Linked DNA regions of Homo sapiens: all the other regions are linked to region 5. The links are chromatin contacts, found by Hi-C or POLR2A ChIA-PET in ENCODE. All regions are on one chromosome and are shown on one strand. The core of a region is the stretch at or near the end of the contact, and the rest is flanking DNA. Distances in the headings are between cores, read along the strand shown.

Region 1 (3,918 bases), core at 739-3,238, 1.1 Mb after region 5:
TGAGGCAGAAGAATGGTGTGAACCCGGGAGGTGGAGCTTGCAGTGAGTCGAGATCGCGCCACTACACTCCAGCCTGGGCGACAGAGAGACTCCGTCTCAGAAAAAAAAAAAAAGACAAACGTCTTAGGATGTGAAAATAAAGTGTGATTTTTTTTTTATTTTTTGAGACGGAGTTTCGCTGTTGTCGCCCAGACTGGAGTGCAATGGCGCCATTTTGGCTCACTGCAACCTCAGCCTCCTGTCTCAGCCTCCCGAGTAGGTGGGATTACAGGCGCCTGCCATTACGCCCAGGTGATTTTTTTTTTTTTTTGAGACGGAGTCGCGCTCTTTCGCCCAGGCTAGAGTGCAGTGACACGATCTCGACTCACTGCAGGCTCCGCCTCCAGAGTAGCTGGGACTACAGGCGCCCACCACCACACCCGGCTAATTTTTTGTATTTTTAGTAGAGATGGGGTTTAGTAGAGTAGGATGGTCTCGATCTCCTGACCTCGTGAGCCACCCACCTCGGCCTCCCAAAGTGCTAGGATTACAGGCGTGAGCCACCGCGCCTGGTCGATTTTTGTATTTTCAGTAGAGACGGGGTTTCACCACGTTGGTCAGGCTGGTCTCTAACTCCCGACCTCAGGTGATCCTGAGGAGGCCCACCTCGGCATCCCAAAGTGCTCGGATTACAGGCGTGAGCCACCGCGCCCGGACCATTCACAGCTTTTTTAGCTGCCTGGATGGAACCCCGAATTAGGGACACGGTAAATGAATGGAGCAGTCAGGGCCCGGGTGGGCCTGAAAGGCAAGTGAAGCAATGGACCCTACCGCCCAGAGAAGCGCACAGAGCAGGGGAACATTGAACAGGAAGCTTTCTTAAAATACATCCTTCTTGGCCTAGCGCGGTGGCTCACGCCTGTAATCCCAGCACTTTGGGAGGCCGAGGCGGGCGGATCACCTGAGGTCGGGAGCTCAAGACCAGCCTGGCCAACATGGTGAAACACCGCCTCTACTAAAACAACAACAACAACAAAAAAAAAACAAAATTAGCCGGGCGTGGTGGCGCATGCCTGTAATCCCAGCTACTCGGGAGGCTGAGGTAGGAGAATCGCTTGAACCCAGGAGGCCGAGGTTGCGGTGAACCGAGATCCGAGATCGCGCAATTGCACTCCAGCCTGGGCAACAATAGCAAAACTCAAAAAAAAAAAAAAACCAAATCAGATCAGGCCCGATTTTTGGTGGCCAGCCGGGGAGCCGCTCTTGCCCAACTTGGGCGAGGTCGCCTGGAGGACTTGCCAATGATCTAACGGCTCTGCTGTAGGTTCCTCAAGAGGTGCCTTCTCGGAGTTAAATGAGTCACCGCTTACTAGGCAGAAGCGCGGGCCGCGAGCGCGGGCGAGAGGCGGGGGCTACCGGTGGGGGAGGGGGCCGCAGCCTCGTGGCCATCTCCACTATCGCCGCCCTCCTCCATTTTAGGAAGGGCCTGGCCTGAGTGGCCACCGCCGCTAAGTCTGCGTCTATCCCAAAAACCTTACACTTGGCTACGATGGAAAAGCAACTTCCACTCCCAACTCCCGCTGTGCTAAGCAGCTCGCGTGTGCAGCTCCCGACCTTCCCTGACAGTGACTCGGCCCCGCAGTCGGTAATCACGTGTTGATCTGCACTTTCCCCTCCAAAGAAATCGGGGGCCCAGCACGTGCGCCTGGCATTGCGCCCCCGCCCCGGGCCTCGGGGTGAGCGGGGGCGCCAGTTCCCACCCAGGGAGGCGGCTTGCACGTGCCCCCGACCCCGCCACGCTGGGCCTGCGGGCGCGCCGCCTCCCTCGGAGGGAAAAGAGCCCCACAAGCCCAGAAAAGCCCTGCGCCGCCTGCCCGTTGCTCAGCCCTTCCCCAATCATTACCTAGCCACTGGGTCTCGTCGCCTAGGAGAGGAAGCGGAGGGTGCTGCAGACACCGAGGTGAACGTAAAGCCGGCGAGATCTCCGTGCTCCGGGTACCCACAGATACTGTCCGCGCCGCCCGCGCCGACTTCCTGCCTAGCTAAGGCGAGCCCCACCCACTTCCCGCCTCCGGGGCACGCCCCCTCAGCTCCGCCTCGCCATTCGTCGGGAGAGCCGTCACTCATTCCCTCACCTCCCGGAAAGGGGTGGGACTGCGACGGCTGCAGTAGCGTGGAAAGGGGGGTGACGTCCCGCGGACTTGAGGCGGGCAGATCTGGGGGGCCCCGACTCCCCAGCGGCCCTGTAGTGGTGCGGGCGAAACTCTGGCCCCAGATAGGACCGGTGAGCCGAACTGGGGTGTGCGGAGCCGGGGCTCCGGGGGATGGCCCGGGGCGGCGTGGCGGGCATGAGAGCTCGGGGCTCCGTCACGTACTCCGAGTCCCGCACGCACTCAGCGTCGCTCTGGGGCCCCACGTCCGGCCCTCGACCTTGCTGACAACTTTGGCGGCCCGGGCCTGCCGCGGCCCTCCTGCCCCGCCCCTCCTGCCTCGCGCCGCGATCCGAGAGACCCCGTTGGCGTCGAGTCGTTGAGAGGCTGCGCGCCTCGGCCCCACTCCGGGGTTGGGGCGCTGGCCCCGCCGCAGCGCTGCGTGTCCGGGGCCACGTGCGCCGCCTGCGCCTGCGCGCTGCCCTCCAGCCGCGCCCGTCTGGCCGGGCTCCGCCTGGCACCCGCCAAGGTGACCCTGTCCCTTTCTCCTTGCTGCGGTGAGAATCAGGCCGAGACAGCCAAAGGAAGGTTCACTTTCCTTTAATTCTACCTCATACTTTTTGAGTGCCTTCTAGGTGTCCGGCGCGCCCCCACGTGCTTCCCCAGTGTTAATTCATTCTCTCTCTAGTCCATGTCATGTTGCCTCTCAAATTTTACATCCCTCTCATTCCCATCTAGGGAACTAGATCAAACCTACCTGGATTCTTGTGAACCATTCATGTGAATTATTTGGAACTGGAATTTCACACAGACCCGGGGAATTTCTCAAAGTTCAAGACGGGTCATATTCCGTGGAATACGGAAGGAGTTGGAGTGATTTCACTTTTCTGATCAAGAACTGATAGCCATTAAAACTCAGCTCCGCAATATATCCCCCCACTCCAAGGGAGGGCTGAGATGATCACTTCGTTTTCTGTTACGGCTACTTTTATATTTTTCAACATTACTGCTGGTCTGTAAGAGAACTAAAACATCTGATTTTCCTCATTTCCTTGTAAAGAGGTGTTCAAATATGTACTTGAATTTAATTATTTCTTCTGGTCAGCTGCAAAACCTGCTTTTCTTCCTTAACCCCTAGCATTTTTATCCTCTTAGCTACAGACAGGTTTCCATGGCGTTGGTTAAAAATTAAGGCCTATTGAGACCATAGTATTTGCTTTCCAGTGAGTAAGAAGCAAGAACTTTAGGATTAAATTCAGCAAAAAGAAAAAAAAAAAGAGTAAAATTTTGCAAGCAGAGTTTGTGATTTCACCAGCAACACACTAACGTTTTTGGCTACTGAAAACCACTATCCCCAGCCCCATGACTCAGCAGCTAAATCAACAGCCAACATCTCCTACTGGTAAGGACTCTAAGAAATCAGGCACTTGGTACTCTCAGAGCAATTCTAAGGCGTGGCCCTGAAAGGGCTCCAAACAATCTTATTTTACATAAAAATGGTTAGAGAGATAAAGATACTCTGCTGTGGCCAGAACCAGTAAATCTAGCAGGAAATCAGAGGCCGAACATGATCCCGGACTGCTGCCGTTGCAAGATTCTTGGAGGCTGCAGCGCCACATTCTGAGCCAGCACTTCGACCTCACATTGTAGCTAAAATGTTAATGATTACTAGAGATGTCCTGAAATCTTTTTCAAAATTCACAGGCTGCCAAATGCCCTCCCTGTTTCCATAGCTCCTTAGGCTTTGTTAGCAGGCTGTGGGGTTCACATTTGCTTGTAGTCAGCACAA
Region 2 (3,854 bases), core at 456-2,955, 1.4 Mb before region 5:
CGACCTTGAGGTAAGGAGAGGCCCTCGACCAGGCCAGAAGATGAGACTGAGAGTCAAGAATCGCCATAGACCCAGGACTTGCTATATGCCCAGCCTTCCTGGAGATGTCAACATCTACAGGAAAGTAACTTGCTTCTATTGGACTTGGCTTGAGCCCAAGGTCAGTCTGTGATGCCCAACCCCCAAATGTGAGGAACCCACTACCAAAACAGAAAGCAGCTCTCACTCCTGGTAGTTCATCAAGCAGGATAGGACCGGTCGCAGGCCACAGAGCCTGTGTGCAGTGGCTGAAAACCTAGACTCCTTGTCCTCACTTAGCTCATGCACAAATGCCAGCCTGCTGCTTCCGATTCTGCCGAAGAGAACTGCAGAGTAACCTTCAGGCTGCCCTCCCCACCTCCTATGGGAAATGAGCTTGTTCATGATCTCCAGCCTCCAGCTTCCTCTGGGGGCCTGCATCTATCTACTCAGTACCTGGTGGAAGAAGAGGGGGTGCTCTAGAAGGACAACCCTTTGCCTCTATTGTGTAAGATGCTTTCAGGCCCAACAGACCACTGATTCCCTTTTCTTCATAGTAAACTGTTAGAGGTAGACAGTATTATCTGTTCTTCCTTTCAACACCTGCCCTCCCCCAAACCGAAGCAGTGCACTGAAGACGGTAGCTCTGCAACCTCCTCCCACAGGGGCACCCACCGAGGGGCTCGCGCGGCTCTGGGCACCTCCCCTCCACCTCTGGGGGCTTTGGTTAGCGCAGCACAACCGCCGAGGTAATGATCCCGAATCCTCGAGGAGGCTAAGCAGGACCACGGGGCTGAGGCTCCGGGATGCTCGGGCGAGGCCCGAGGCGGGGCGGCCCACGGGCGCCGGTCGCCGGGCTCTGGAGCTGTGCATTGACCTCCGCCCGCCCCGTCCCTGCCTGGCTTTCTCGCCCAAACGGCCCGTGGCGCGGCCGCCGCCCTGGAGATGCGGCCAGGAGGAGCCGGCTGGAGGCGGGCGGGGGCCGCCCGGCTTGTGCGGCATCGCGAGTCGCATCCCGGCCGGGCGGGCGTCCGGGGCGGCGGCGCGGAAGGCCGTGCGGGGAATCGGCGGGCGGGGGCGGCCTCGGCGGGTGGGGACCACAGAGCCAAGCGGGGCAGGCCTGGGGCGGTGACCGGCGCGCCTGGCCGCTGCAGGCTGCGCGCGGGCCCTCTCTTACCGGCAGATCTGGATGGCGGACGGCGTCTCGACGTCTGGGCCCGACATGCTGGGGGCTGCGGCGGCGGATGCGGCGGGCGGCTGCAGAAGGGCGCAGGTGTCTGGCAGGCCCGGCGCGGAATGAATGAGCCCGGGCCGCGCCATAAAGGGGGAGGGCAGAGGTGGAGCGATGGGGCTGGTGAGGCGGGGCCTGCGCGCCGGGGGCAATCGAACGCGGCCTCCCCGCGCCGACCCCGCCCCCGCGCCGGCCCCACCCCGAGCCCCGCCTCCCAGGCCGCCAAGGCTGCAGAGAGCTCGCGCGGGCGTACGATTCTGGCGGCGTGGGGGCCCAGGCAGCCGCCGCTTCCAGAAGGTTCGGTGGCGGTTGGGCCGCGCCGGTGCGGGGAAGGCCCGCTAGCCGCGGCAGCCGCGCCCGACCCGGTGGCAGCCCCGAGGGAAGCGTCTGGGGCGGCCTAAGTGGCGGAGCAGGGCGGACTTGGGCCCTCACTCTCCGCGCGGCGGTAAATATTTGTGCTGGGCGTTCCCGGCCGCCCGCGCCGCCGATTCGCTGCCGCGCCCAGTGCCTGGGCGGCCGGATGAGGTCAGAGCGGAAGGCGCGGCCCGGGCTCCTGGCAGTGGGGCCTGATTCCCACCCCCGCCCCCAACCCACCCCGGCACCAGTCGCCCGCATCGCGGCTCTCGCTAAGATCGGCCCTAAGAGAGAATGGAAGGCTGTTTCCTAGAAAGGAGCATTGGTGGCGGCTGCTGGGAAGACACGGGGAATGGAACGGGCCTTTGCTTCCGCAGCACAAAGCGTCACGAGGTGGGGAGGAGGAAAGGCCGGCGACTATCTACACCGCCGCCTGCAGCTTTTACTGGGAGCGCTGAGCGCCAGCCTGGAGGTGCACGTGTTGCAGTGAGGAGCCCTGAAACATGCGTGTTTTACTGCACAAGATGTGCCCTTGAATGGAGTCTAGGCCAGTCGGGGTCACCAAAAAAAATCCACCAAAAAACACCCAAGAAGGGAGAAGCGGTCACCCCCCACGTGCTGGAATGACAGCTTTTTACTTGCTAGGCAGTTGGACCTTTTCCGAATTTTCTACAATGCACATAGATTTGTACTTACATCTTTAAATTAAAACCCACGCAACTCCGGCTCCCTAGTGCAATTTGAACAACCCATTTACACTCAGCTAGGTAGCTCTGAAGGAACTGTGCCTCACCCCGGTCACCCTTGAGTTACCAGACCGTGGAGGCAGCCCACAGCATGATCTGTAGCTCCCAGAAGCAGGGGCAGTCAAAGTCAGAACTCTGTGATTTCAAGACTTTTATACTAAGAATTTTGTTTTTCTGTTTTCTTTTTTTTTTTTTTTTTTTGAGACGGAGTCTTGCTCTGTTGCCCAGGCTGGAGTGCAGTGGTGCAATCTCAGCTCACTGCAAGCTCCGCCTCCCAGGTTCACGCCATTCTCCTGCCTCAGCCTCCCAAGTAGCTGGGACTACAGGCGCCTGCCACCACGCCCGGCTAATTTTTTGTATTTTTAGTAGAGACGGGGTTTCACTGTGTTAGCCAGGATGGTCTTGATCTCCTGACCTTGTGATCTGCCCGCCTCTGCCTCCCAAAGTGGTGGGATTACAGGCGTGAGCCACCACGCCTGGCCTGTTTTCTTTTTTTGATATAGAGTCTCGTTCTGTCGCCCAGGCTGGAATGCAGTGGTGTGATAGCTCACTGTAACCTCTGCCATCCAGTTTCAAGCAATTCTCCTGCCTCAACCACACTGAGTAGCTGGGACCATAGGCATGCACCACCACGTTTGGCTTATTTTTGTATTTTTAGTACAGATGTGTCCAGAATTGGTGGGTTCTTGGTCTCACCGACTTCAAGAATGAAGCCGCGGACCCTCGTGGTGAGTGTTACAGCTCTTAAGGTGGCGCATCTGGAGTTTCTTCCTTCTGGTGGGTTCGTGGTCTCCCTGGCTCAGGAGTGAAGCTGCAGACCTTCACAGTGAATGTTAACGGCTCATAAAGGCAGTGTGGACCCAAAGAGCGAAAGAACAACACTCCTACAGCGTGGAAGGGGACCAGAGTGGGTTGCCACTGCTGGCTCGGGCAGCCTGCTTTTATTCTCTCATCTAGCCCTACCCACATCCTGCTGATTGGTAGAGCAGAGTGGTCTGTTTTGACAGGGTGCTGATTGGTGTGTTTACAATCCCTGAGCTAGACACAAAGGTTCTCCATGTCCCCACCAGATTAGCTAGATAGAGTGTCGACACAAAGGTTCTCCAAGTCCCCACCAGCGTAGTTAGATACAGAGTGTTGATTGGTGCATTCACAAACCCTGAGCTAGACACAGGGTGCTGATTGGTGTGTTTACAAACCTTGAGCTAGATACAGAGTGCCGATTGGTGTATTTACAATCCCTTAGCTAGACATAAAGGTTCTCCATGTCCCCACCAGACTCAGGAGCCCAGCTGGCTTCACCCAGTGGGTCCCGCACTGGGGCTGCAGGTGGAGCTGCCTGCTAGTCCCGCACTGTGTGCCCACACTCCTCAGCCCTTGGGTGGTCGATGGCACTGGGTGCCGTGGAGCAGGGGGCGGTGCTCATTGGGGAGGCTCGGGCCGCACAGGAGCCCATGGAGTGGGGGGAGGCTCAGGCATGGCGGGCTGCGGGTCCCGAGCCCTGC
Region 3 (3,401 bases), core at 521-3,020, 1.7 Mb after region 5:
CAAAGTGCTTTGCTTATATTATTAACTCATTTAATCTTCATAGACAAACAGCTTTTAAAAAAAGCTGTTTTTAAAACAATTTGAGGAGCATCTGTGGATGAATGCTGAGGCCATGTGCCGGTCAGGGGGCAGTCTTCCCATTAGTGGTGGTGTTCTCTGCGTAAGGAGAAAACAGGGTTTTTAATTTTTCATTTTTCTGAAGGGAAGAATCATAAGGAAGTGGAAACAAAAGACTCCCCAAACCATAGCATGAGGTTTAACTCTCATGATACCTTAAGGAAGTAGGCATTATTATGCCCATTTCTATGAATCATGAAATAGATGTGCAGGAGGGTTCAGAAGTCACCCCAGCTCATACAGCGCCTAAGGAGCAGGGCCAAGGTTCAATTCAAACCGAATCCCAGCCTCATGCTAGATCTTAGTTCACACTTCATTCTTTCAATGAGCATTTATAATCTAAACTGTACCTAGCAAACAGGTGGGACTTCAATGTTTCTTGAATTAACCACCTAAATGTGCCATGATGTCAGAGACAGATGTCATCCTCACTGTAGCCCCCAGGTTCAGCACAGTATCCAGGAAAGAATGGGTGCTTGTAGTCCCAGCTACTCGGGAGGCTGAGGCAGGAGAATTGCTTGAACCCGGGAGGCAGAGGTTGCAGTGAGCCGAGATCTCGCCATTGCACTCCAGCCTGGTTGACAGAGCAAGACTCTGTCTCAAAAAAAAAAAAAAAAAAAAAAAGCATAGGTGCTTAATCAATGTCAGCCAATGAATACGTAAAGGAATTCTAAGTTTTAGAACAGTGATACTTTATTTTTCTTTGTTTGTTTGTTTGTTTTTGTTTCTTTTGAGCCGGAGTCTCACCGTCGGTCAGGCTGAAGTCCAGTGGTGCCAGCTCGACTCACTGCAACCTCCACCTCCCGGGTTCAAGCGATTCTCCTGCCTCAGCCTCCGGAGCAGCTGGGATTACAGGCGTGCACCACCACGCCTGGCTAATTTTTGTATTTTTAGTAGAGACGGGGTTTCACCATGTTGGCCAGGCTGGCCTCAAGTGATCCGCCCAACTCGGCCTCCCACAGTGCTGGGGTAACAGGTGTGAGCCACCACGCCTGGCCGATACTTCATTTTTCTGGAGGTCATTTACTTAGTAAGGCCAACTGGATCCTGGCTAAAAATGTGAAAGAAGACAGAAAGAGTCACGAGCAGTGAACAAAAGTCACGGGTCCTAGCACGTAAAAGCTCAAGTACTTGATTCAAAGCCGAAATTCTCAGGTCCTCAGTTGTAGCCTGGTTACCCTTACAAACACCAGTGCTAAAGAGCACGGTTACTAATCTTTCCAGGACACAAGATTTGAAAGCATCTGTTTCGAAGGGAGATGACCTGCTAGAGGAAGCTTGCGGGCAACAGCAAATTGGGAGTTCGACTAGCACTTTCAGACTGGGATGCAACGAAGAACTCGCCAGCAGAGGTAAGAGATGGGCAAGATGAAGAGAATGAACTCTGATTCTCGGATATCTGCCCGCAAGGTGGCTCCGAGAAAGCCAGCGGGAAACTGCAGCATCGCGGAGGACTTCTCTAGTTCAGGTTAAAGAGACAGCAGCCAGAGGGAGCCGACCTCAAACCCAACTCCCGACAGCAACCTTGAGGCCACCCGAGGTGGCGCATGCGCAGTGTGCGAGGTAGTGCTCTTCCTACCTGCCGACCTGCGGAGCCTTCTTACTGAGCAGGGCTTACGTCACGCAAGCGCCGCGGGTGTGTGACGTCATCTGAGAGCGCCACGCGCGGTCCCGAAAACCTGAGCACCCTCTGGCTAAGGCGTTGCTGTAGAGACGGTGCGCCAGCCCCGCCCCCGAGGCGGGATTGGAGGAAAACTGGACAGCTGACAAGGGTGACGTTTCGAAAGCGCGCGGGAGGCCGTGCTGGGACGCAGAGCCCGAAAACCTATTTGAGGGGCGTCTTGACCGAAGGTGCTAAATATCACATGTCCCCATTAAAGTAAAAATGCAAACTGCCCTAATCGGATTTCGTGTAAGGCAGGAGGGCTGGGAAGACTTAAATGTATCACTTCAGTAGTTTAGGGGTGGGAAGAAGAGTTTGGACCAGACTGGTGCCGGGATAACCTGACCTTTTTGAGCCTTAACTTCTTCTCGAAGGGATCGTTCCCATCAGCATATAAACATGTAATTTCCCCCTTCCTGAGAACCCTGTGGTGGCTCCAGCTCCCACCCCATCCCTTCGCTTTCTGAATACCGTAACTCCTTGGAAGAGTGTATATATTCTTTGTCCAGCTCTCTCCTCCCACTCTGTTGAACTCCCTCCAGCCAAACTCAGTCTCTCCCAAGTCCTCCTCTTACCTGCTCTATCAGCAATTTTTGATACAGTTTATCACCCTCTCCTCCGCAAAACTTTCTTCACTTGGCTTTTGGCAGTGCACACGCTTGTTTTTCTCCTCCATCCCTGCCCCACCTTCTCTGTTTCTTTTGCTAGCCTCTCCTCTTTTTCCTGACCTCTAAATGTATCAGTACCCCCAGCACTGGCTCCTTGGACTTCTCTTTCTTTTCGCTTAATCTCTTGATGATTTCATCGGGTTTCATGGCTTTAAAGACTATGTGCTGATGACTCCCCTCCTTATAGCTCCAGCCTGGAATTCATCCTCAAGAAAAATCCTTCTGGCTTCTCAGGCTGTAAACTTAGAGTTCTTCATCCCGTGTCAAATCTGTCAGCAGATCCTATTGGCTTTTCTTTTTTCCCCAGAATCCGGTATCCACTAACAGCATCTTAGACCAAGCCCCCATCTCTCACCTGGATTATTGTAATTGCCTAGCTGGTCCTTCCTCTGCTCCCACCCCGTCAGTCTGTGTTTACATAACAACCTCAGTAATTCTGTTAAAAGTCATATCATGTGCCTCCTCTGTGCAAAAACTACCAGGCCTCCTGTCTCAGAGTAAAAGCCAAACCTTTACCATGGCTAGAAGTGTTCCACACGGCCAGGCCTCTGTTCTAGACCTTTCCTTTCTTGTCTCCGTTCTCACTTAACACCAGCCACAGTGGCCATTCTGCCAGGCTTGCTTCTGCCTCTGGGATCCTGAACTTGCCTTTACCTCTGCCTGGAACTTGTCCTCAGTTATCCCCAGGGCTCTCTCCCTTACCTCCTCCAAGACTTGGCTCAAATGTTCCTCACTGAGAAAGGCTTTCACCAACCTCCTGGTTTTAAATTGCAAATCAGACTCCCCCAAGCCCGCATTCCCATTCCCTTCCTTTTGCTCCATTGCATTTAATGTATCACCTTCTAATAAACCGTTTAATTTAGTTCTTTATCTTATTTGATGTCCCTCTCCGCATGAAGACAGGAATTTGTTTCATCATTGCTCCATCCCCAATTCTGAGACAGAGTGCGTGG
Region 4 (3,767 bases), core at 407-2,906, 1.2 Mb before region 5:
GCTGGAGTGCAATGGCGTGATCTTGGCTCACTGCAACCTCCAGCTCCCGGGTTCAAGCAAGTCTCCTGCCTTAGCCTCCTGAGTAGCTGGGATTACAGGCGTGTGCTACCATGCCCAGCTAATTTTTGTATTTTTAGTAGAGATGAGGTTTCACCATGTTGGTCAGGCTGGTCTCAAACTCCTGACCTCAGATGATCTGCCAGCTTCGGCTTCCCAAAGTGCCGGGACTACAGGCCTGAGCCACCGCGCCTGGCCCATACTTTATATTTTTAAACTAAGATCATACCCCATGGCAGCTACAGAGAAAGCATGGTGACCGTGAACTCGGCTCTGTGCTCCTGGTTCAGACAGACTCTACCACTCTGTCCTTTTAAAGACCCACAGCTTGCCAAGTCTCTTCCAGAACTTCCTGGGTTTTGCCTTCCCTCCTGCATTAGACAGGGAATCTCCAGGAATGGCATCCACGTTAAGAATCAGGCTGCCTGAGTTCGACTCCTAGCTCTCCCTCTACTGTGTAAGTTACCCAACCTCAGTCTCCTCGTCTGTAAACACTTAGAGAGAGGGACAACTACTCCGTAAGAGAGCTGGATGTTTAAATGGGTTCAAAGCCTAAAACACTTTTGGAACCCTTAAATCCTGGAATTTCTGAGCTCTCAGTAATTGCAACCTTTTTTTTTTTTAACTATTAAAATCCCTTTCAGAGTTCCAGGTGCGGTGGTTCACACCTGTAATCCCAGCACTTTGAGAGGCCGAGGCGGGTGGATCACAAGGTCAGGAGATCGAGACTATCCTGGCTAACATGGCGAAACCCCGTTTCTACTAAAAATACAAAAAATATAGCCGGGCGAGGTGGCACGCGCCTGTAGTCCCAACTACTCCGGAGGCTGAGGCAGGGGAATCGCTTCAACCCGGGATGCGGAGGTTGCAGTGAGCCGAGATTGTGCCACTGCACTCCAGCCTGGGGGACAGAGTGAGACTCTGTCTCAAAAAGAAAAAGAAAGAAAGAAAACAAAACAAAATAAAGTCCCTTTAGCTCGTAAGGCCTAGGGACCCCTTAGCAGGGTACCTGTTACCCTGCTGCTCAGGGGAGCCTAGTTGCCACCAACCATCAAGAGGATGGACTTGAATCCGACTGGCAGCCAGAGAACAGGCCCGGGGGACCACGGTCCTCTCCTACCCTGCAGCTCTCCCGGGGCTGCCTCTCCAGCCCTCCCTGCCCTCGGGGACTACTACCGGCGCCCCCCACCTACCTGCTCGACCGGCAGCAGCAGCAACGCGCGGCCGGGGCCCACGGGCCGCACCGGTGGGATGAGGAGAGGCCGGTGGCAACTCGAGGCGGATTCGAGTTCGGGTTCGGACTCGGGTTCGGAGGCCGGGGTCGGGCTAGGGATCGGGCTGGGGGTCGCGGTGTTGGGTCTCCGGGCCGCCGCCGCGCGCGACACCTGGCGGGCTCCCTCCCTCCAGTCCACGCCGGACGCCTGGGCTTGCAGTAACCGCCACCGTAGGCGCCGCCGACCGCACCAGCGCAGGCTCCCGAGCCGGCGGCGGGGCCGGCGGCTGAGGATGAGCTGGGGCCGGGCCTTGCGGACCCGCAGCCAAGTGGAACGGCAGGAACCCCGCTTTAGCAGCAGTCCCGAGTCCGCCATGCTGGGTCCTCAGGGCCTACCGCGCGAGAATCTCGCGAGATCCCGTCGGTCCGCCCCGCTGCCCTCCCAGCTGCCGAAAAGAGGGGCCTCCGAGCCGCCGGCGCCCTCTGCCGGCAACCTCCGGAAGCACACTAGGAGGTTCCAGCCGATCTGGTCGAGGGGCTCCACGGAGGACTCCATTTACGTTACGCAAATTCCCTACCCCAGCCGGCCGGAGAGAGAAAGCCAGAAACCTCGCGACCAGCCATGGGCCACCTCTCCGGAAAAACACCGGGATATTTTTTTTCTCCTGCAGAAAAAGCTTTAGGATTGGCAGTTTAAACAAAACATGTCTATTTGCATACCTTCGGTTTGCATGCATTTGTTTCGAAGTGAGCAACCCTGGGTAACAAGGCGAAAGTATATGACAATTTGCTCAGAATCTTAATGTCAGAAAACTGGAGACTGGGGCAGGGGGGTGTCGACTCAAAGCTGTGTCTCATTTAGTAAACTGAGGCCCAGGTAAAAAGTTCTGAAACCTCGCAACACCCGGAGAAATTGTGTTCCAGCCTCCCACCTCGCCCCAAAATGCCAGAGCTCCTTTTCTAAGCCAGGTGAAGTCACAGAGCGTGGACAGAACCCACAACCGTCCAGAGGAAGGGTCACTGGGTGCCACCTGGTTTGCATCTGTGCCTTCGTCCTGCCCAGTTCCTGAGTGGGACCGCAGGCCCGGAATGTCAAGGCAAACAGTCCTGCTTCAGCCACTGGGCTCCAGTCCCACCCCTTTTGGGGGCCTGAAGTTAGGAAGCATCCGGCAGCTGCCTTCTATTTAAGCAACTGGCCTCCTTAGAGGCCACTCCTTGGCCATGCCAGGCGCGGGCATCTGGCCAGCATGCTGCTCTGCACGGCTCGCCTGGTCGGCCTGCAGCTTCTCATTTCCTGCTGCTGGGCCTTTGCCTGCCATAGCACGGAGTCTTCTCCTGACTTCACCCTCCCCGGAGATTACCTCCTGGCAGGCCTGTTCCCTCTCCATTCTGGCTGTCTGCAGGTGAGGCACAGACCCGAGGTGACCCTGTGTGACAGGTGAGTGAGGGGCCAGCAGAGCCACACTTAGTGGGACCCCTGGCTATAGGGCCCCTCTGGCTGCCATCCTCCAAACAGGACCTTGCCTCTGCCTTTGCCCCTTGAACTGTCCCCAGGCCTTGTTCATCAATCCACTTGCCACCTAAGTGCTGGCTAGACCTTCCTAGACACTTCGGCCAGTTTCCAATTATTTCACCCTTGCTGTTAGAATGTGTTGTATTGTAACTTCATTGAAATTGGTTCTTGGCTTTGTACCATACCTAGGTGGCCAGGCCTAAGCAAGGGCAGCTTTTTCCCTCTTCTTTTTTTTTTTTTTTTTTTTTTTGAGACGGAGTCTCGCTCTTTCACCCAGGTGGGACTGCAGTGGCGCGATCTCAGCTCACTGCAAGCTCCGCCTTCCGGGTTCACGCCATTCTCCTGCCTCAGCCTCCCGAGTAGCTGGGACTACAGGCACCCGCCACTGCGCCCAGCTAATGTTTTGTATTTTTAGTAGAGACGGGGTTTCACCGTGTTAGCCAGAATGGTCTCGATCTCCTGACCTCGTGATCTGCCCACCTCGGCCTCCCAAAGTGCTGGGATTACAGGCGTGAGCCACCGCGCCCAGCCGCTTTTTCCCTCTTCTATCTTCTCTCCACTCCTACCCATGTTCAAAGTTCCCTAGAGTCCCAGATGACAAGTAGGATTCTCCATGGTTCTTCATGGGGTGGGAAGGGAAGACACATCCCATTAGATGCTTTAGGAGCTTGACAAATATAAATTAGGTTGGTGCCATCATGAAGTCAACAATCTAGGTAGAGGGAAACTACTGCTTTTCTTTTATTTCTATCTATCTATCTATCTATCTATATTTTTTTGAGATGGAGACTCAGTCTGTCATCCAGGCTGGAGTGCAGTGGCATAATCTTGACTCACTGCAACCTCCTCCTCCTGGGCTCAAGTGATTCTCATGCCTTAGCCTCGGGAGTAGCTGGAATTATAGGCATGTGTCACCATACCCAGCTAATTTTTGTATTTTTCGTAGAGACAGGGGTTTCACCATGTTGGTCAGGCTGGTCTCGA
Region 5 (3,574 bases), core at 1,031-3,530:
TGTTTCACATGTTACATTATTAGCTGAATACGTTAGAAAATGACAGATGGTAGAGACTTCCATAGAATTAAGAGGGTTCTCATGGAGGGGATAGGAAGTAGGTTTAAAGCCTACCAGTGTAACCTACCAGTACAACTGTGAATCCTAGGCGAGGCAAAAATGCACTTCCACTGAAACGAAGCATTTCTGACCGCTTTTTCTTGGTTATGAATCTTAATTTCGAATATAAGATGATAGGTAAGCGCAGCTTTCTTGGATAATCTGAATTCCCAAGTGCCAGGAGTAGGATTTCATTATAAAATTAATAGCTAATCTTATTCTATCTCCTGAAGATTTAATTGCTATTGTTACCCATTCGAAATCAGCTGTACTGTGTGAACGAAATAAAGACAATAATACGAACCCCTCTCTGGCTGCACGGTCGCTTATGGCAGTTCCACACAGTAGTTGGCGCCCAATGGGGGGTCCCTGAGACTTGCATGTAAAACTAGTCTAGATGTCTTCTTTTTTTGTAAGTTTTATTTTTGTAATTGTGCATGTAAAGCATCATTGAATCAATGGATCTGTTGAAGAACTCAGCTGCTGGAAACCATGCAAAATGTTTTGAATTGCCCTTAAAATATGGAAAATGTTTTCTGAATGCTTTATATTCTTTCTGCTGTAAATTAAAAATGAAGAAAATTTCCCCATACTACGTGTGTGTTTTGCTTTAATATGACCGGGTAGTGAAATCTAAGGTGATGGGCACATGTTTCAAAACATATGTAATAATGTCAAGGATTTCCTTCTGATCCAGATGTAATGTTTTGACATTGAATGTTACATTGTTTCAGCTAGGTCCATGAAAGAAAAAATGTCTTCCAGCCACCATTCAGAGAGCTTTTCCCCTATCTTTCCAGGCACCTCTCAACATGTCAATCATTTGTGTAAGGCAGTGCAATTATTTGAAAGATAAAGACATTAATTTAATTCACCTTTTCAGTTACAATCCTCTAAAGTCTTCTAAAAGGCATTTTCCAGCAGATTACGAACGTCGTCCTTTCTGAGTATTGTGTCATCGCCGCTCCCTTCCCGTTCACTGCAGAGCCTCTCCTTATCTCCCTAGTGCTCCCTCTTCCATCTAATCCATCTGGCCACTACTGCCAGAGAAATTTTGCATCATGGATCTCCCACGTCCGTAAGTCAATGGTTTCCAGGGCCCACTACAATTAAATGACATTTTTCTTGTTTGTTTATCCTCTTTATTCAGTCTTCTTTTCACTTGTACCCAACCTGCACCCTCTAGGTGGTCTGTGCACACTGCGTCCATTTTCACTGCTGTCTTTGTTCATGGTGTTTGCCCAACCCTTACTTGGAAAGTTCTTTTCCACTAGTACCCAGCTCAAATCCCACCGCCTTTGTGACACTCGTTTATTCGATATATACTAACGTTTCCCTTTTCAAAGTATTCTATTTAGAGTTGGAAAAAACAGCATAGTATTTAAGTACTGTATTTTTCACTTCTCATCTAAGAGACCCACCAATGACCTATTAGTGTTTTATTTTTTGGTGTAGGTAACTATGTTGGTAGGAATATTTCAGTAACAAATATATACAAGGTAACTCACTGCGTTCAGATTTGTGCTTCCCTCCCTTCGACCAAAACCTGAGGACCTATTCTGTGCTAGGGCCTGAAAATACAGAAATAAAGGAACTACAGCCTTGATGCCAAGGCTCTCGTAAGCAGATTATAATATGATCTGCAGTGACAAATATTTGTGTCACCGATGAAAACATGAGCGGGAACCTCACCCAACACCATGTGACAAATACCCGAAATGGACTTCCTATTTCAACTACTTTAGAGAAACATGGTGCCCTCAGGATCACTAGGTTACTCTGGAACACTCAGCAGAAGCCAGTCATCTGTCTCTAATACTGTTAGAAATGGTCCCGAGCCCAGAATAACATGAATTGCCCCCACCCTCACTTATCCACGCAGTCCCTCGCCAGTGGCTAATGCACCACGTTTACAGACCACGTCCCCAAGCGCCAGCGCGGACGGCGGTGCGGACAGGGAGCTGTATTGACCTGCGTTCTGCGTTTCAGAGCCCGGACCGCCCTGGGACCCCTGTGGCCCTCAAGTTCCCAAGTGACCTCGTCCGGGGAGGGGACGTCTCGCTCTGACCCCGCCCTGGACGCACCCACCCACGACGCCCCCGCCCACTTCCGGCGCGCCCCCTCTTCGCCCCGCCCACTCCCCCGGCTCCGCCTAGTGACGTCTTTGCCCCGCGCCGCGCCGTCCCACCCATCTCCCTGGCCTCCGGTCCCAACTTCGCTTCTCTGCTGACCCTCTCTCGTCGCCGCTGCCGCCGCCGCAGCTGCCAAAATGTGAGTGACGCTACGCGACGCGGGCGGCTTCGGGCCCCGCAGGCGGCAGCTCGCGCTGGGACCGCCATACTGCCCAGTTGCCGCCGGCCGCCACTCGGACGCAGGCCGGGGCTGCGCGGGGATCCCGAGGCCTGGGGGTGGGCGGTGGCCCTTGGGTCGCGGGCTGCAGACGGGCCGGGCGGGTCCCGCGGCCATCGGGCGGACGCGGAAGGGGCAAGGGCGGGGCGGCGAGACGCTTCCCGGAGGAAGTGAGCTGCCCGCCCGCAGCCCGCTCCTCGCCCCTTCCCTTTCTAGTCCCCGACGTCCCTGAGAGGAATGGGGACGACAGCCCTGGTTCGGGAGCGCCCGCTCTCGGCCCGGTGCTGCGCTGGGCCCCAGAAGTTGCGAAAGAAAGGACCTCGGCCCTGTCCTGAGCCCCTGTGGGCCGAAGAGCTCCTTGCCTAGCTAGGGGCATCTGCACTGGAAAGATCACTTAACCGTGGGCCTTCGCTCTCTTAAGCGAAAGCACGTTGCAAACCCCTGCTTCCAGTGGTAAGACTCAGAGAATGCTAATGGTTAAGAATCACAAGGACTCCCTCTTCCACCTCCATTCTGCTCATTGCTCACCGTCGGAGGAAGCCCCGGGTTTCTTCCAGGAGCTGGGGACCCCCCTCGAATGTTCCTGCTGAGGCTGCTGTGCCAATAGATCACAGTGGTTAAGATCTAGAGCCAAGGTACACAGGACCTGATCTAAAAACAAGCTGTCCTGCAGCCAGCTGTGTTGACTCTCTAAACCTCACTTTACTCATTTGTAAAATAGGAGTAATATTCCCCTCAGAGAGTTATGAGGGTTAAAGGAGGAAAAGCATGGAAAGAGTCTAGCGCCACGGCATGGTCCTTACTTATCTACCAGATACTAAACTCCGTGAGGACGGTGATGAGATCTGTTGTAGCCCTGGTCATTGACACATGACAGATGTAAAGTGACTGTTCAAACAGCCCATCAGACTGTTGTATACCAAGGCACATGCTAGGTGCTATCTAGGATACAGAGAAGAGAGTAAGAAGACCCAGGAACCTGTGATCTATTCGAGGAGGCGGGACTTTATACCTGAAAAACCAAAGTGATACTTTCCAAGTAATGGAGCCAATAATGACTTCAGAGTCAGAGTGGTTAAGAAAGATCTGCATGGGGAGAAATAAAGCCTTTGATGAAGATTTTAAA
Region 6 (3,839 bases), core at 385-2,884, 1.0 Mb after region 5:
ATCCATGGAACAAAATATCAACCCAAAGATGATTTTATTATTGTACAGATCCAGCTTCTCTCCCCTCCCCCAACAGACTGAGACTAAAAAGACCAGTGTACACTAGACAAAAAGGTCTCTCTTTAAATGGAAAGCAATTATGAAAACTGTTTCAAATCTTAGATGCATCAATTCCTGCTATATTAAAATGTCTATTTTGTAATTCACCAAGTTCACCCTCTTACTAGTTATCTTTTTTTGCGTTTAAAAATTCGCTGTGAAGAAGGCTATTTCACGATTCATACAAAACTACTTTCTAAATGTACCTTAAAAAAGCAACAGATACTGAAACATTTAAAGCACCCAGTTTCTCAAGGACCCATTTTACTTAAATCAATGTTTGAAGTCTGTAATCCAGAAAAATTGTAAGCAAACCTTGGAAAAGAGACAGAGGAAAATGACAATTCAACAATGAATCATTCTGTTTTCCTTTCAACAACTTCTCAAGCAACCAGTTTCAAAGGAAGCCTGCAACACTTTTCCCCCCTCCTAGCAGACACACATACACACGTGTATGTAAAACTACGAATCTTTCCATCATCTTAAAAATTAGTAATAAATAGAAGCCACCCTCCTTCAGAGAGCAGAACTAAAACAGGATAGTAAGAATTCTATTCTGCTGCAAGTGACTTTGGGTTTCATAATTTTCTAATCACATACAGCTGAGAACTAGAGATTGGGAGCACAAAGAGGAAATCTTCCCCCAATGAGAAAATGATACTTTAATAATAAAGTCCTCCCCCCAGCACCCCGAAATCCACAAACATTCAAGAAATTTACAGTTTCAGTCCTTGACTTCCTTCCCTTCCAGTTTCAGCCAATAATGTAGTCACATGAAATAGTTTAACCTCAAACAAGTAGAACAAGAGCATGAATAAGAGGCCAAGAGAGAGCAGGGGTCAGAAGGCACGCAGGAACGGTCACCTGGCCCGGACAGGACCAAAGAAGTGCCCTGCCCTCGCCCGACTCCCCTCGACTTCGGCTTCGACCCCAGCCTTTTCTTCCTGCCTCCCCCCGGGCGAGTGACTGCTTTCACGGCCGACCCTCTCTGACCACCAGGACGAGGGGCCAAAAAAGAAAGCACACGACCCGGCGCGGGCAAGTTGGACACTTACCTTCCCCTAAAGCGCTACACCATCAATAGTGAGGTGTTCGCGGCCCAGCTCCGGGGAAAGTGGCGGGGATGGGGCGGGAGGCCGCGCGGAGGCTGCGGGGCCGCGGGGCGCAGGGCCGAGAGGGGCGGCCCGCGGGGAGGCGACGCGGAGGGGCTGAGGGGGCTTCCCTGCCGTGACCTTTCCTGCGACTTGAACCTAGGCTCCCTCCTCCTCGGTCGGGCAGATCTTTCAGAAGCAGGAGCCCAGGATCATGTCTGGTTTTGTTTTCCGAGGGCGAGGGGGCTCCCTGAGGATGATGGTGATTTTTTTTTTTTTTTAATCCTCAACTAGGAGAGAAAATGAGGCAGAGACAATGTGGGGAGCGAGAGAGGGGAAAAGGACGGGGGAGGAGGCGGGGACCGAGGCCCAGCGGGGCGAGCGTCTCGGGGTGTGCGGGAGGCTGAGGAGGCTCCGGAGCGCGGAGGGTTGCTCGCGAGCGTCTGTGGGAACAGCGGCACCTCCGCGATGGTGGCGGAGCCGCGGCGGAGCTGCTGCACCGACCCGCCGCCCACTCCCCGCTCGGGCCCGGCCCACCTCGCAGTATCGCGCCCCTCCATTGGTACAGCGCGGTGTGACGCGGCCGGGGGCCCGGCCAATGGGAGGCGGAGGAGGCGGGATCTCTTTTTCCTTTTTTTTTTTTTTTTTTTTTTTTTTTTAATCTTTTTAATAAAATGAGCAGAGAAGAAGGCGGAGAGAGGCCGAGCCTTGACAACGCCGCGGCCCGGGGCTCGAGGGCTCGCGCTGCAGGCGGCGGCCAGAGGCGGTGGGCTGGGCTCCCGCCGCGGGCGCGTCTTTGTGAGAGTGCGAGGCCGGCCCTCCTCCGCCGCCCGCCGCGCTCCAGTACCGCCCCCCGCGCCCCCCGGGCTGGGCCGGGCTGGCGGCGCGGGCAGGTCCCGGGTGGGGTGGGGGGAAGTCCGGTTGATCTTGCTGTTACCCGGGTCTTAATTGGCCTTTTCAGTCATTAGGACGCGGATCCATGTTGCTGCGGGCTACAGAGTGGGTGTAAACCATTCTCATATGGACTCTTTCGAAATTCTGATGAGCGGCTTGTAATATTTTTCAAATAGTGTACATGACAAAAGATGAATTACAGAAAGAAAAATAAAAGTGATAAGTCGCACTGCTTATTTGAAAAGAATAAAAAGTGTCATGAAGGCATAAAGGAGAGACTGTACAGGTACAGAAGGGATTTTAGAAAGAGCAGTGTACAACTCTATAAGGTACGTGTGAAAAAAAATCTAAAAAGAGGAAAAGACCAAACATCACCTCTTTTTCTTTGAAGAATGAAGTATTGTGTCCCACTTCCCGAAAGCCTGATAATCACAGGGTCTATCATGCTGTAAAGGGAGTAGGGGCAGGCCAAATGATCATATTCTAGTTCATATAATTTATGGGATTGAGGGGTTTGGAAATTTCAATTATGATTAGCAGTTTTTGAAATGCACATCATGTTTATTGAGTTCTTTCACAGAGCCTGGCACGAATCCAGGGTGAATCATCAACCTATTGTTGGTTTGTTAATATTCTGTAAATGCTTATTGGTGTCCTTATACCATACACTCTTCCCGAAGGAGTTAAGGTCCGTATAAAATAAGGGGTAGAAAACGTAGCACAAAATAATTCACTCATCTGTTTCAAAAGAAGTGATAATTTTCTCCTTGGAAAATCTATTCAGATTATAATTTCCACATTGAATTATTCATTTTTTTTTTTTTTCTGAGAGGGAGTTTCACTCTTGTTGCCCAGGCTGGAGTGCAATGGCGCGATCTCGGCTCACCGCCACCTCCGCCTCCTCAGTTCAAGCGATTCTCCTGCCTCAGCTTCCCGAGTAGCTGAGATTACAGGCATGCGCCACCACACCCAGCTAATTTTGTATTTTTAGTAGAGATGGGGTTTCTCCATGTTGGTCAGGCTGGTCTCGAACTCCTGACCTCAGGTGATCCGCCCGCCTCAGCCTCCCAAAGTGCTGGAATTACAGGCGTGAGCCACCGCACCCGGCCCACATTCAATTATTCTTTAAAGAATAATTTGGACTAACAGATACTATTGGACCATGACCCAAGAGATCTTAAAAAAAAAAAAAAAAGCCATAGATCCTTGCCATCACATTTCTGAGTAACTTTCAGCAAGAAAAATCCTCTTTGCTGGAGTTATGAAATGGGGAAACTAGTTAATATCTCTTTATATATCTGATAATGTGAGAACTGAATTTTAAAACCTAATAAATTCAATAAACTGCTTCCAACATTCTAGATATGGATAGGACTATCTGACTTCCTGTTTGGAAATGATGAGGGATAAAGTATATCAGTTAGATGGCTTCACTTTCCATCAAAATCTCTATCTACAGGAGCATTCTTTCTTTTTTTTCTTTTTTTTTTTTTTGAGACAGAGTCTCGCTCTGTTGCCCAGGCTGGAGTGCAGTGGCACGATCTCAGCTCACTGCAACCTCCACCTCCTCGGTTGAAGCGATTCTCCTGCCTCAGCCTCCTGAGTAGCTGAAATTACAGGTGTGTGCCGCCACACCCAACTAACTTTTGTAATTTTAGTAGAGATGGAGGTTCACTATGTTGCCCAGGCTGGTCTCGAAACTTACAGGAGCATTATTTCTAATAAAGATTCAGCTCTGTGGTAGACAAATGGACA
Region 7 (3,687 bases), core at 514-3,013, 1.8 Mb before region 5:
ATTATAGATATAATACTGTAAGCTATTATAACTACCTCCCACTACCTCAATCAAGGAGGCCAGGAGAGGCCAAGGGAGAAGAGAGGCCCAGAGGGAAAAAGTAAGAGCACCAAAGGAACCCAGGGCTAATGCTGTCTCCTCTTTAACTTCAGGACAGATTCGCAGCCTCCCCACCTGTTTCCAACCTCCAAAATGAGAGCTGTGAAATCTCCTTGAGATCTCTGCTTCTGCTGATCTATTCAGCAACTATTTCCCGAGCACTTGTGTTCCAGTGCATAAGAAGGCTGTCAAATGTGCTGTCTTCAAGCATCTAGAAAGCCAGTGGGGGAGAAAGACAAGAAAGTGACTGTGAGCAGCAACAGGCCCCCGGGAGGGTGCAGAGGTGAGCAGGGCTGAAGGAAGATGCAGGGGGTGGGAGGCGCTGTCAGGGTCCGGGAAGCCTCCTTCCCGGAATGGAAAATGTGTAATGCCTGAGACCCAGATGCCTTGGGGAGCTTTTGGGGAAGCAGAGGTCTGATTAAGCACTGCCTGGAATTCCCTCATTCATGAGCATTCTTTCAGCACCTACCCTGCGCCCGGGAGAAACGGTCTTGAACACAGCAGACAAGCTCGCTACCCCCATAGAATGTAAAGAAACGGGGCACAAATTAGCATACAAAAAGACACAAGTGTGACCTACGGAAACTGCACAGAGGAGGTGCAACGAACGGAGCCCTGGGTTAGGACCGGGAGGCGCTGCCCACCATCAACAGAAATACTCCTCCTTTTGCCAACTACACACGCGAGAGGCTGGATTTCCTTCACAGACGTCCACCAAAGCCACACATCGCGACACACGGAGGCAGAAAGCAGCGGTCTCCTAAGAAGTTAGACACGAGGAATCTCGGGCAGCGAGGTGCCTGCAAGCCCGGGGGCGGGCGGGAGCAGCCTGCACGCGTGGGGAAGGGCACGCGGGAGCGGGTGGCGCCTTCCGGGCCGGGTCGGCCGGGAGGTTCCAAGGCAGGAAAGGGGCGCAGAAGGCCGGGACGGCGCCGGGTACAAAGCCTCGCAGGGACGCCCGAAGGCCGCAGAGCCACCGCGGGGAACTGACAGCCGGAGCCGGAGCTGGAGCCGGGGGGCGGGGAGGAGGGGCGGAGGGGCGCGGCCAGGCGGGGTCCGCGGACTCCGGCCTGGGAAGGATGCGCGCGGACTAGGGCGCGGGGAGCCAAGGCCCAGAACATCGGTACCGCGCTCCCTTCAGCCGAGGGGCTGCAGAGAGGCCAGGGGGCAGGGGGCAGGGGGCAGGGGGCAGGGGGCAAAGGGCAAGGGCAGAAAGGAACCCACGTAGCCAAACGGCACCCAGCGGCCCCGACCCCAAGTGTCCCGACGAGGGGGGACGCCTGCGACTAACGCGGGGACAGCCCCCGCCGCGCGCCACCGCCGCACCCCAGGCACCGGGCCCCCACGCAGGGACGGCGTGGACCACCCTACCCCCGAACCCCGAGGCTCTGGCCAACACTGAGGCCCCCTGTGCCTCGAGGCCGCGTCCAACCTCCCCCGCGGCGCCGGCCCACATGGTTCCGCCCGCCGCGGGCCGCGTTACCTAGGAGACCGACCCGCCGCGGCCGCGCCGGAGGCCACGGAGCCCACGCTTTTCAGAGAGTCTCCACTCGACGGACCCAGAGGCCCGGCGGCCGGTGCTCAACGGAGCCACAAGCCTGAGGACCGAGGACTGGCCGAGGGGCGCGCCCCGTCCGCTGCCACCCGCGGGAGGAGCCTCGGAAGGCGGCGCACCGCGCCGCACACTCAGTCCAAGAACCCGCCTCGCGTCACTGTCGCCGTCAGGGCCGCGGAGCCAATCAGAGCCCAAGTCGAGGGCTGCGCTTTGCGAGCGCCAGCCAATCGGTGCGGCGGCGGGCCCATCCTGATTTGCATGTCCGACGACCCCTCAACCAATGGTAATGTGACTGGCGTGAACAATAGCCAATCAGAAGCTGGAAGAGGCGTGGCCCCGGGCGTCCCACGAGGTGAAGATGCTGCTGGCGGAACCTGCAGGAGCTAGCGGGATTCGGGGGCGCTAAAGTCGCAGGGGCAGGGCGGGAAGGAAGATCCGGCGCGGGGCACAGGATCCGGAGCTGGAGCCCCCAGGTGAGTACCGGGGAGACCCCGGCGGGGCGCGCTTTCCACCAAGCTGCTCCGGGACGGCGGCGGCGGGTATCCGCGAGGCCCGCGCTGCGGCAGGCGCCGCGGTCCCGTCTCCATCTCTTCTTCCCCGGCCCTGCGTCCCTGCCTCCGCCGCTGTCTCACCTCCTCTCCAGCCTCCTCACCTCCTTCTCCATCGTCTCCCTTCCCCCATCCCTTTCTGTCTTTCCTTCCCTGTCCTCCCGCCCGCCCGACCCTTCAGCTCGCATCCCTGACCCCTGCCCCTGCCGCCGTCCCTCTTCCCGGTGCACCTCTTCCCCATCTCTGCCCGCTCCGGTCCTAGCAGCCTCGCCCTCCCCTTTCCTCCATCCTCCTCTCATCCCCTCTCCCGGCCTCTGCGCAGCCCCACCGGGGCGCTGCTGTTCCCGGTCCTCCCCATCTCTCCTCCTGATCGCTTCTCAAGGCTCATCCGTCGTTCTCGCTGCCTGTCCCTGTGTCGCTCCGGTCCCTTTCCCCACCCTCCCATTCTGCCCCCAGCCCCTCCGACCTCTCCCCGCGGGCACGCTCTCACCACCTTACCCTGCTCCCCAAGACTGTGACCCTGCTTCCTGCACCAGTTCCTCGGGCTGTTTACAGCACACACACCGCCACTTCTGACCCTGAGCCCCTACTCCTATCTTAAGCTTCTCCCTCCTGCCAGGCCTTGGCACAAAGCACTTCCGCACCTCCCTACCTGCTGCTGCTCCCAGGATGCAAAGACCCCACTGCTGCACCGCGTCCTGCGGCATTAGCAGCAGCCGGGGTACCTGCCCACCTTCCCACCCCGCCAACCAGCCGCATCCTGGTGTCCCTCCTCCTGGCATTTGTCCTGGGGGCTCTTACAGGGACTGTGCTTTGCCCGCAGCATCCCGGGGTGCTCCAGGTGGAAAGCCCCTTAGCACCTTTCCTCCCTGGCCACCGTCTCCTTCCCTCCCCACCCCCACTTTCCTGCTCAGCCTCACTTTGTGATTCAGCATTTTTGGGGTTGGTAACTTTCTTGCTTCCTGTCGTGATAGGGACCTGGCTACGGAGCTGAAGGCAGGGGTCTTGACCCTGCGGTTAGCAGGGCCACCTTAGGAACCAGACCTGAGCTGCCTGGTTGGGAGGGGGCTGAGGAGCTGGGGACCGCCACTGGGGGTTGTCTTTTCCTCCCTTTCATTTGTCTGCCCTGTGTTGAACTGTGTCCAAGGGGAGATGACATAAGTAATAGCTCTTGGGGAAGTGGGCTATTAGCATTTATGGAAATTAATACATCCACATCCGAGGAGCAAGAACACCAAGTTCAGGCCACAGCTGTCCCACTGTCTGTCGTTTCAGGATTTTTTCTTTCTCTGCAACTTCTCCTCCCCGACAAAAACCCCAGCCTCACCCCTCCCCTTTCCCCCAGTGCCAAGAGTAAGCTCCTGCTCTGCTAAGGAAGCCGCATTCAGGCCCCGCGTTGCAGGTTGCAGGGTTTGGGGACCTACGTGTGGAGAGTCACATCTGCCCACCTGATTCTCGCCTGGCGGCCGTGTCTGCTGCAGAGCC

Evidence for each region. Hi-C counts contacts between places; a loop is a spot of excess contacts on that map. ChIA-PET counts read pairs that join two places held with the same protein, here RNA polymerase II (POLR2A). Pooled maps may share reads with other maps.
Region 1: a loop to region 5 is called in a pooled map, with 8 times the contacts of the local background. The contact joins the promoter of ENO1 here to the promoter of VAMP3 in region 5. A Hi-C loop is called at or near these places in 3 of 168 maps with a recorded cell type or tissue (CD4-positive, alpha-beta T cell, CD8-positive, alpha-beta T cell and gastrocnemius medialis), 1 of 37 single-sample maps with no recorded cell type and 12 of 50 pooled maps. POLR2A ChIA-PET finds 5 or more read pairs at or near these places in 1 of 52 experiments (activated CD4-positive, alpha-beta T cell).
Region 2: a pooled map shows a loop between it and region 5 (7-fold over the local background). The contact joins the promoter of ACOT7 here to the promoter of VAMP3 in region 5. A Hi-C loop is called at or near these places in 10 of 50 pooled maps. POLR2A ChIA-PET finds 5 or more read pairs at or near these places in 3 of 52 experiments (H1, OCI-LY7 and activated T-cell).
Region 3: a loop to region 5 is called in a pooled map, with 28 times the contacts of the local background. The contact joins the promoter of LINC02606 here to the promoter of VAMP3 in region 5. A Hi-C loop is called at or near these places in 2 of 168 maps with a recorded cell type or tissue (CD8-positive, alpha-beta T cell and naive thymus-derived CD4-positive, alpha-beta T cell) and 8 of 50 pooled maps. POLR2A ChIA-PET finds 5 or more read pairs at or near these places in 1 of 52 experiments (WTC11).
Region 4: a loop to region 5 is called in a pooled map, with 5 times the contacts of the local background. The contact joins the promoter of NOL9 here to the promoter of VAMP3 in region 5. A Hi-C loop is called at or near these places in 5 of 50 pooled maps.
Region 6: a map of B cell shows a loop between it and region 5 (7-fold over the local background). The contact joins the promoter of RERE here to the promoter of VAMP3 in region 5. A Hi-C loop is called at or near these places in 3 of 168 maps with a recorded cell type or tissue (B cell, CD4-positive, alpha-beta T cell and naive thymus-derived CD4-positive, alpha-beta T cell) and 8 of 50 pooled maps. POLR2A ChIA-PET finds 5 or more read pairs at or near these places in 1 of 52 experiments (B cell).
Region 7: a loop to region 5 is called in a pooled map, with 12 times the contacts of the local background. The contact joins the promoter of NPHP4 here to the promoter of VAMP3 in region 5. A Hi-C loop is called at or near these places in 2 of 168 maps with a recorded cell type or tissue (B cell and posterior vena cava) and 9 of 50 pooled maps.

Annotation. Positions count from the first base shown.
Region 1 is chr1:8,876,698-8,880,615 of GRCh38, forward strand. ENO1 (enolase 1) reads right to left here and starts at 1,989. Exons shown (of 12, transcript NM_001428.5): 1 at 1,883-1,989. It overlaps ENO1-AS1 (ENO1 antisense RNA 1), which reads left to right and starts at 2,138. Exons shown (of 2, transcript NR_038351.1): 1 at 2,138-2,263; 2 at 2,868-3,188. RefSeq lists enhancers at 826-1,418, 1,419-2,012, 2,013-2,604 and silencers at 1,363-1,482, 1,693-1,742, 2,463-2,712.
Region 2 is chr1:6,392,062-6,395,915 of GRCh38, forward strand. ACOT7 (acyl-CoA thioesterase 7) reads right to left here and starts at 1,706. Exons shown (of 9, transcript NM_007274.4): 1 at 1,196-1,706. The coding sequence starts at 1,338. RefSeq lists silencers at 1,017-1,106, 1,377-1,826 and enhancers at 1,055-1,566, 1,567-2,079, 2,080-2,590, 3,343-3,854.
Region 3 is chr1:9,427,226-9,430,626 of GRCh38, forward strand. It overlaps LINC02606 (long intergenic non-protein coding RNA 2606), which reads right to left and starts at 1,771. Exons shown (of 2, transcript NR_104622.2): 1 at 1,697-1,771; 2 at 1-156. RefSeq lists enhancers at 504-1,138, 1,637-1,866, 1,927-2,016.
Region 4 is chr1:6,552,857-6,556,623 of GRCh38, forward strand. NOL9 (nucleolar protein 9) reads right to left here and starts at 1,657. Exons shown (of 12, transcript NM_024654.5): 1 at 1,251-1,657. The coding sequence starts at 1,646. It overlaps TAS1R1 (taste 1 receptor member 1), which reads left to right and starts at 2,451. Exons shown (of 6, transcript NM_138697.4): 1 at 2,451-2,708. The coding sequence starts at 2,518. RefSeq lists a silencer at 1,363-1,622.
Region 5 is chr1:7,769,016-7,772,589 of GRCh38, forward strand. VAMP3 (vesicle associated membrane protein 3) reads left to right here and starts at 2,281. Exons shown (of 5, transcript NM_004781.4): 1 at 2,281-2,370. The coding sequence starts at 2,369. It overlaps CAMTA1 (calmodulin binding transcription activator 1), which reads left to right. Exons shown (of 23, transcript NM_015215.4): 23 at 1-691. RefSeq lists enhancers at 1,485-2,181, 1,925-1,974 and silencers at 2,208-2,450, 2,415-2,644.
Region 6 is chr1:8,816,006-8,819,844 of GRCh38, forward strand. RERE (arginine-glutamic acid dipeptide repeats) reads right to left here and starts at 1,635. Exons shown (of 23, transcript NM_001042681.2): 1 at 1,155-1,635. RefSeq lists silencers at 1,233-1,292, 1,543-1,842, 1,943-2,172 and an enhancer at 1,585-1,879.
Region 7 is chr1:5,990,662-5,994,348 of GRCh38, forward strand. NPHP4 (nephrocystin 4) reads right to left here and starts at 1,764. Exons shown (of 30, transcript NM_015102.5): 1 at 1,583-1,764. It also overlaps a transcript of KCNAB2 not described here. RefSeq lists enhancers at 333-1,187, 3,064-3,113 and silencers at 1,264-1,443, 1,594-1,763, 1,804-1,983, 2,064-2,313.